Regions from separate parts of the Homo sapiens genome. Here region 2 is linked to region 1. The links are chromatin contacts, found by Hi-C or POLR2A ChIA-PET in ENCODE. All regions are on one chromosome and are shown on one strand. The core of a region is the stretch at or near the end of the contact, and the rest is flanking DNA. Distances in the headings are between cores, read along the strand shown. Region 1 overlaps ROR1 (receptor tyrosine kinase like orphan receptor 1). Region 2 overlaps ROR1 (receptor tyrosine kinase like orphan receptor 1).

Evidence for each region. Hi-C counts contacts between places; a loop is a spot of excess contacts on that map. ChIA-PET counts read pairs that join two places held with the same protein, here RNA polymerase II (POLR2A). Pooled maps may share reads with other maps.
Region 2: a map of dorsolateral prefrontal cortex shows a loop between it and region 1 (3-fold over the local background). The contact joins two enhancer-like sites. A Hi-C loop is called at or near these places in 4 of 168 maps with a recorded cell type or tissue (PC-3, ascending aorta, dorsolateral prefrontal cortex and 1 more) and 4 of 50 pooled maps. POLR2A ChIA-PET finds 5 or more read pairs at or near these places in 1 of 52 experiments (MCF 10A).

The regions. Positions count from the first base shown.
Region 1 is chr1:64,037,742-64,041,554 of GRCh38, reverse strand. The region is part of intron 2 of ROR1 (receptor tyrosine kinase like orphan receptor 1); the gene reads right to left. Among named protein-coding and RNA genes, the nearest start is that of ROR1-AS1, 73 kb to the left of the region's middle. Within about 2 kb of position 1,859, at least 13 of the 41 ENCODE cell types and tissues checked have a DNase peak (open chromatin) inside an H3K27ac peak, as active enhancers do; they include dorsolateral prefrontal cortex, where a contact is called at or near this core.
Region 2 is chr1:64,075,567-64,079,379 of GRCh38, reverse strand. All of the region lies in intron 4 of ROR1 (receptor tyrosine kinase like orphan receptor 1), which reads right to left. Among named protein-coding and RNA genes, the nearest start is that of ROR1-AS1, 35 kb to the left of the region's middle. Within about 2 kb of position 2,004, at least 2 of the 41 ENCODE cell types and tissues checked have a DNase peak (open chromatin) inside an H3K27ac peak, as active enhancers do; they include dorsolateral prefrontal cortex, where a contact is called at or near this core.

The DNA.
Region 1 (3,813 bases), core at 610-3,109:
GACAGCCACCTTTATAGTTCTTTCCTTAGGAAGCCCAGTTAGCATGTGGTGCCACTCAAAGGAGTTTAAGAAAACTTGCACTTTGCTACTTAGAGGCTTATTTTAATGAATAGGTCTTTTTTACAAATAGACAAATTGTATGTAAATGCACTCTTAAAAGCTCAGGGAAACTACTTTTTCCTTTTAAGAAAAGATCTCTACCAAATTAGAGTGGCTGGTCTCCAGCATTTAGATTGTTTTATGTCTCAGGTATAATTAATAAAGGTGGGAGAAGAAGGGAAAAACATATATTAGGCACTGATTCTATCAGGCATTTTACATGTATTATTGCATTTTGTCATCACCAGAACCCTGTATATATACATAGGATTTTCCAGCCCCATTTTAAGGAAGATACCAAGGTTTATAGAGGTCTTAGCATAGCTAGACTGTACACAGGTTGGACTGGAACTCAGTTCCATTGACACTCTTCTCCTGTCCCTACTGCCAATCTGCATTTTATAACATACTGTCATTAAGAACTTTTCCCACTATTAATTGACTTGAGACCATCCAGATAAAACCTCCTTCCCACACCAAAGGTGCTATGATTTTTACCAGTCTTTATTTTTACCCCAGGAGCAGGTTATTTAATGGGATCCTTAGTAACCACAAATTAGGTTACTCTAAGAGACCTTTTGCTGATTATAAGCTTTTGTGGATATATGGTCTGAATGTTTGTGGCCCCCTAAAATGTATATGTTGAATGCTCAGGGTGAAGAGGTGGGGCCTTGGGAAGTGATTAGGTCATGAGGATGGTACCTTCACGAATGGGATTAGTCCCCTTATAAAATAGACCCCAGGGACATCCCCTGCCTCTCCTACCATGTGAGGACACAATGAGAAGACAGCTGTCTGTGAACCAGGAAATGAGCCCTCAACAGGGAGAACCTGACCATGCTGGTGTCCTGATCTTGAACTTCCAGCCTCCAGAACTGTAAGAAATAAGTTTCTGTTGTTTTATAAGCCACCCAGTCTATGGTAGTTTATTATAGCAGCTGAACAGACATAGAAAGTGTATTTTTGTATCTATTTTACCTCAAATTTTCAAGTGTTTTTATTATGAGAAGGTATCATTTTGTTACTTTATATTTATCATATGTGCACTTTTCACTTAAATTTCTAAGTGGGAATACTTAGAATTTATGAGCAGAAACAAACTTAACCATCAGGGAAATGACTTGATTTTTATATAATATGACCAAAGTCTTTTAACTAGAATTTTGAATACAAAGTTTCTGGCTTGAGAATTGGTCCTTGAGTTTTGGTGAAATATTCCCAATCTTGTTTCTAACTTTCTCAGCCTCATCCATCCCAATTTTAAAATGCTAAATTTTTAAAAACTAAACCCCCATCTTTAGCTGAATGCTAGGATGATAAGTAAATCTATAGTCCTAACAACTCTTTAGGTTTAGGGTACATCTACATTCCAAGAAGTCACTTGAAGCTTTTCCCATCCCTGTAAAACCAAACCAAATAATAATAACAAAACCACCAGCTATTACTTTGCTTCACTATAACTTAGTAAGGGCCTAACTTAAAAACAACAACAAAAAAGCAAAGTTTCTGACCCCGGGGCTTAAGCTTTATAGGTCACATTGCAGCCTAAAGACTGCATTCTCCTTTGTGGTTGAATTATAAACCTTTGAAAAATGCTGACAGACCTTAACTATAGCAGGACAGGATGAGTGGGTCCACGTAATGAACTTTTACATGACTGGAGATAGAATCTAGAAAGCCAAGCCTGAAATACATTTCTGGTTTGGGCTTTGGGCCAACACAAACAGAACACATCATAAGTCATCTCTGTGATTTCAGTACCATGCACAGGAGATGCCTCAGCATCAACACGACACATGATCCTCACTGTGGAAGCTTTTGGCTGCTTCTATGTCATGCAAATGCAACAGTTGTGCTTTCAGCTCTGGTAGAGAGCCCTGTGCTAGGAAGAACTAGGCCACATTCAGGTCATTCAAAGACAAAGTCCGTGTGTATTTTCACTACCCTGGCCTGACTCTTAGGCAGTGGCTTGCCCAGTCATAATAAATTCTCAAGCATTTGATGGCTCTAAGTGGAGCCTAGGTGGCTTTCAAAATAAAAGTTTGTCATTCTGGCCCATGAATTTCTATTCCTCTGGGGATCCATAAAGTCATACAATCTCAGTATTCTAAAGTCACATCTTGGTTAAACAGGACCAGAATCCCTTTGTGTGCCAGTCAGCATTCCAACTCAGTTCCACCAAGGCTGACACTCCAGTTTCATGTTTTCCCAGAATGTAAACTTCAAGGAGCACAAAAGGGCACACAAGCCATTCTTTCTCCCTTTCTCCATTCATTATGCAAGATCTGTATTTCAAAATTTAAAAGAATCTGCTGACTTGACCACAACTCAAGGTCTCCTGTTAGCAGGGCAGTGCAATGGTGAAGGCCCTGTCACTTGAATGTTCTCTCTCATGAATGGGGCGGTTTTGCCTTGAAATTTTGAACCAGATTCCTCAACAATTAGAAATTATCTGCTCTACTGCTTTTCAAGAAAACAGAAAAGCACTGAGAAATCTGGAGATGAAGACTGAAGGAGCTACTATTTTCTTTGTAGCAAGAGACAAAAATCAATTCAACACACAAGGCCGTGAACTTTGAGGATGGGACCATGCCTTTTTCATTTGCTGTGGCTCCTTAAACTGATCACAGGCTTGCTAAAGATAGACGTGTAAAATGCTAGATGAAGAGATGAACGGATCTATTTTTATTTTGCTATCTATTATAAATAGATAAACAAAAACCTAAGAGCCTGCACTCAAAGATCACTCATCCTGGCTACACAGTCATGCAGGTAAAGAGATAATCATGATAAAGTGTGATCTGGGTATGTTCAGGGTGGTAAAGAACCCTAGAAAGGGGAAACTTAACCCATTTTCCAGGCCAGAGGTGTCAGAGAAGGGTTTCCAAAGGAGGTAACACCTTGCAATCGGTGGAATTTTTTTAAAAAGAGGTGATGCGGCCTCTGTCCTTCAGGAGCCCCTTAAGATCTGGAAGGAAAGCAGAGCTATTCTAGGGATCTAATTTGGAAGTACAAGTCAGAGTGAGAGCAAAAGCCAAGTGTGTGGTCAAGATGCTGAGTGTTGAAGGCATTCACAAGATAGGGTGGAGAAAGGGAGGCTGAGATCAAAACAGGCTGGCCAAGGTTACTGAGGTGGTGGCAGAGAGGCCAGATGGTTCCCTGACTTTTATCAGGCAGAGTGGGCAAGACCCAGTGTGGAGTGGAGAGGCGGAGAAACCCCAGACTTCCTGTCCTCTTGCTGGAATGTGCAGGCATTTAGGGGAGGCGAGGAGTAGACAGGAGAGGGGAAACAGAAGATAAATAAGCAAATACTTATTAAATACTTGTGCGGACATGGAGGGGGGACCTGTCCCATCTCTCCTTGGCCTCGCAAAACAGTGATACAAAAGAAACATATGAAAATAATCAGAACAAGGAAAGAGGTAAGGAAAGGGCTGTTTTATGCTCAGGAGGGGGTGAACCTGTCCAGCTCTAGAAATCAGGGAAGGTGTGAGAGAGTAGGGGGTGCTTGCATTGGGCCTTGATGGAGAGCAAGGCTGCAGAGGGGAGAGGAAGGGCAGAAGCTGTGCAGTTGTTTTGGGGAGAGTGTGGCACACAAACCAGATGCCACCCTTGGTGACATGTACCATGCATATCTGCTGAGGACTCCACAGTGCACTTCTCACAGCTTCCCCACTTCACTGTGTTTCTGACATTAGGTCAGAAATTATTAGC
Region 2 (3,813 bases), core at 755-3,254, 38 kb before region 1:
TATCTATGATATGTTAGTATTAAAAAAGATAGAAGAAGCCATCTAATTAAGCATACCAAATTTCCAGCACAACATCCTTGGCAGATGATTGAAATCCTTCAAGAGGCAGATTATTCCATTGCTGGATAGTGCTACTTACTTACACATTTTAATGTTTTTAATGTACACTTACTTACATGTTTTAATGTTTAATGTTTGGGGGTAGAGAATCTGTCTCCTAGGAATGACCACTTGTTGGACCTCGTTCTGTCTCCTGAAGCTGCATGGAATAGGTCCATGCCCTCATTCAGATGTCTGAACCTGAAATCACCTATTAAGTCTTCCCTTCATTACCTTTCGCCACTCTAATCAACGATTCTCAGCACACTCAACTATTTTCACATGCCATCCATCACCTTTCTCTCTAGCAGTCATTTTCCTCCTCCTCCTTTGAACACTCCTTCCTCGAAATCAAGAGTTTGTGTTATCAGCACCTCATCATCGTACTCAACAATGACTCCAAACTTTTACTCCTTTCACCAAGGCCTCTATAATACTCTGTCACCTCTCACTCTCCTTGTTGGACTTGCCTTTAACCTCAGAGACATCAGGCGTCATGCAGGTACAACTCTTAAGATCGTATCTTTTCCTTCTGCCCCCTCTTACCTGTGTTCTGCCTCCCAACACCTATTCTTAGAATGTGTCTATGTCTTTGGTTCTCTTCTTATCTTTCTTCCAATCAGAGGAGGGTGAGGTCCTGTCTCCACTAGTCACTCTCTGTCCGGCATTTTTAGTTTCTCCCTCTCATTGTTCCCTTCTCATAGCCTACCCTAGGAATAGGCTCTGCATCTCAAAAGTGAACCAACAAACGTGGCCATCCCTCCTTCTAACTGAAGCACTATCCTACCGAGTCTCCTTCCTCGACATCTTAGCTCTGCTTACAGTCTTCCACATTTGAAGCTTCATCCCACTTAGTTCTCACTTCACTGCAATCACTATTCTCACACGAGGCCCTGCATATTCCCTTTGCTCCACACATACCAAAGATCTGCAGTTCTCCAAACAGATCATTTTTGTTTCCTGTGCCCGCAATGATCTCCCCTGCTTGTCTAGTTGGCAAACTCCTATTCTTTTTCCAAGACCCTCACATGCCATTTTCTTTGCATGGCCTTTCCCAGAGAGATAGGAAGAGAATCAAACTACTATTATAGCTGTGTTTTAAGAATTAAATGAGATAATACACACTAAGTGCTTAGCACAGTGAGTGGCACACAGCAAATGCTTGATCAACTGTAGCAATGGTTATTATTGGCCCCTTATGTAGACTGTTTCTGCTTCTCCAGGTTTTTGTTATAGTGTCCAGATATTATGTTCTATTTGTCTTAGCAGGTGACAGTTTATTTGCCAGTACACCAGAGAGTTAAGGGCAGGGACATCATCTTTTCACCTCCATGTCCCTCACATTGAGCATCACATTGAGCACATAGTAGGAACTCAATTAATAGCTGATGAATGAGCAAATGACTGCATCAACATAAGGCAATGATTGTGTATTGTAATTAGCAAGGACATGCTGGTTCTACGCTGATGGCTCTGGCCTTTTCAGCAGTGATATCACATTTAAAACCTCTGACTTATCTTCATGAAATTAGAAATGGTTTAGAATGCCAAAGGCAGACAGAATGTTCCCTGAGGCTGCCTCCCCAGTGGGGAGAACCACCGTGCTGGATCTTGGGGTCTTGAGTGAACCCTTGGCTGGGCTTGGTGCTGTCTGTCCTTTGTGGGCCAGGGTTGCCCCGAGCAGCCAGCCTCTTTGAGTTCAGCTGTGGGCCAGACGCTAAAGGTGGAACAAAAGCGGCATTGATGCCCCACTCACAAAGCAGGCCCTTGGGCAAGGATCAGAGGACGTGCCTGCTTCTCTCTTCCCAGACACAGAGCTCAGCTCCACCTCTGCCTTCAGGGCCTGGGGTAAAGTCAGCCACTGAGGTTCAGGTGGAAAGGATACGTGAGGGTGTGAAAGCCCTCAAAAGAACGTTGCTTGGTAGTTAAGAAATGGAGATGAATCAGTGGACATTTCATTCTGATGACAGAGTTGAACATTGTTTTAAGTATCCAATGGAGTGATCAGAGCCAAAGAGCCATGCTCCAACCTTTTTATCAAAGAACCTTTAAAAACCTTACATCTCCCTGCCCTCAAGAACATATACTTGAAATGTTTTTTGTCTCATATATAAATTTGCAGTTTCTATGGGAAAATTATTTATCTATTGAACCATACTATGTGCCAGATACTTTGCCTCCGTACTATGTGCTTTGCATATTGTGTCTTTTTCCCCTATAACAGCCATATGAGGAGGGTATATTTTTTCTATATGAGGAAACTGAGGCTCAGGTAGTTTAAATACCTTATTTTAGACCAAACATCTTATAAATACCTGTATTAGTTAATCAGTTTTCCAACGTCACACAGCTTTTAAAATAATCTCAATTAACTAATAGCTAAGTAAAAAAGTAACTGTTCCTCTTACCATTATTAATATAAAAAATACTGCTGTAAGATATGTTAACCAAAATTTGTTAAAATTAGCATATAAATATATCAAAATATAATTGCCAAGGAAAGCTTATAACTTGCATGATAATAAATTTTATTTTTACTTAATTGATGTTATTCGAGACAGAAACAAAGAAATGTGTTACTCTGGTTATCCTGTGCTGCTGTTTAAAAACAGTAAGACATTTGAAATATGGTAAATAGTCTGTGGACTTCCACTACACCACACTATGAGGTCTGACACTTCCAGAATTGTACCACTATTTGTAAACTGGTTTTTAATGCACTGCACAAATGGCTGCATGCCAATTTTGTTCTTGGTGGCATTCTCTAAATTGAGGCAAGTTTCTTTCTATCAGGAAGGCATGCAGAGGTCTTTCCTTTGACCTGGATGCTTATCTGGAGAAAACACAATTTTAGGATTTCCTCAAGCTGTTTGTATAATCCCTGAAGGTGCAGATCATAAAGATTTCAAAGGCATTGTAGGACCTGAAGAAGAAATGAAAAGGTCACCTTTGCCCTTAGCTTTGTGTGTCCATCCACCAGGGAATCTATGGGCAAGGCTTACTGGTGACTCCAGGTGTGTACAGAAGGGTCCAATTTCAAAGTACTTGGGGAACTCTTGCTCTAAGACCCAAATAAGAGGTTGGGGCTTTGATTTGCAACAGAAAGACAGCCTCAAATTGTTTTGCAGATTCCTTGCTACTCCAAGAAATAAGATTCAGTGAGATCAGGAGAATAACCTCCAGCTAAAAGGTAGTGGGATTCTTCTTCCTCTGTCAGCAAGAAGGGTAGGAGAACTGAGCTGACAGGAAGACCCACAGTAACACCTCTTGATAGGTGAGGCACAGAATATCACACTGGAGGAAACCCACTGCTGGAAAAGTGACAATCATACTTTCCTGTGGTCACTTATCAAGCCAGCATAATCTGCAATTTGTCAAAGGCCTTTCCTGACTTGGGTGTCATTCATTCTCACCACATTCTGAAAAGGTGTGGGCAGAACCATAATTTGAACTCAAAGAGATGGTGCACTGAAACGTGAACTCTTAGAGCCATTAAGCGTAAAGGTGTGGAGTGTAGCATTACTTATACATGTTTTTAAAAGATGAAGCAAGAGCAAGTTGATACACTTAAAGTGATTTTAGGAGAACATATACATTAGGAATGAGGGACAGGGAGATCTTGTTACTTATAAAGATGCCTGAGATACAGTGTTAAGTGAAAAAATAAGGATGCAACTGCATATACACGGTTATTGCAATCACAGGGAAAATGTA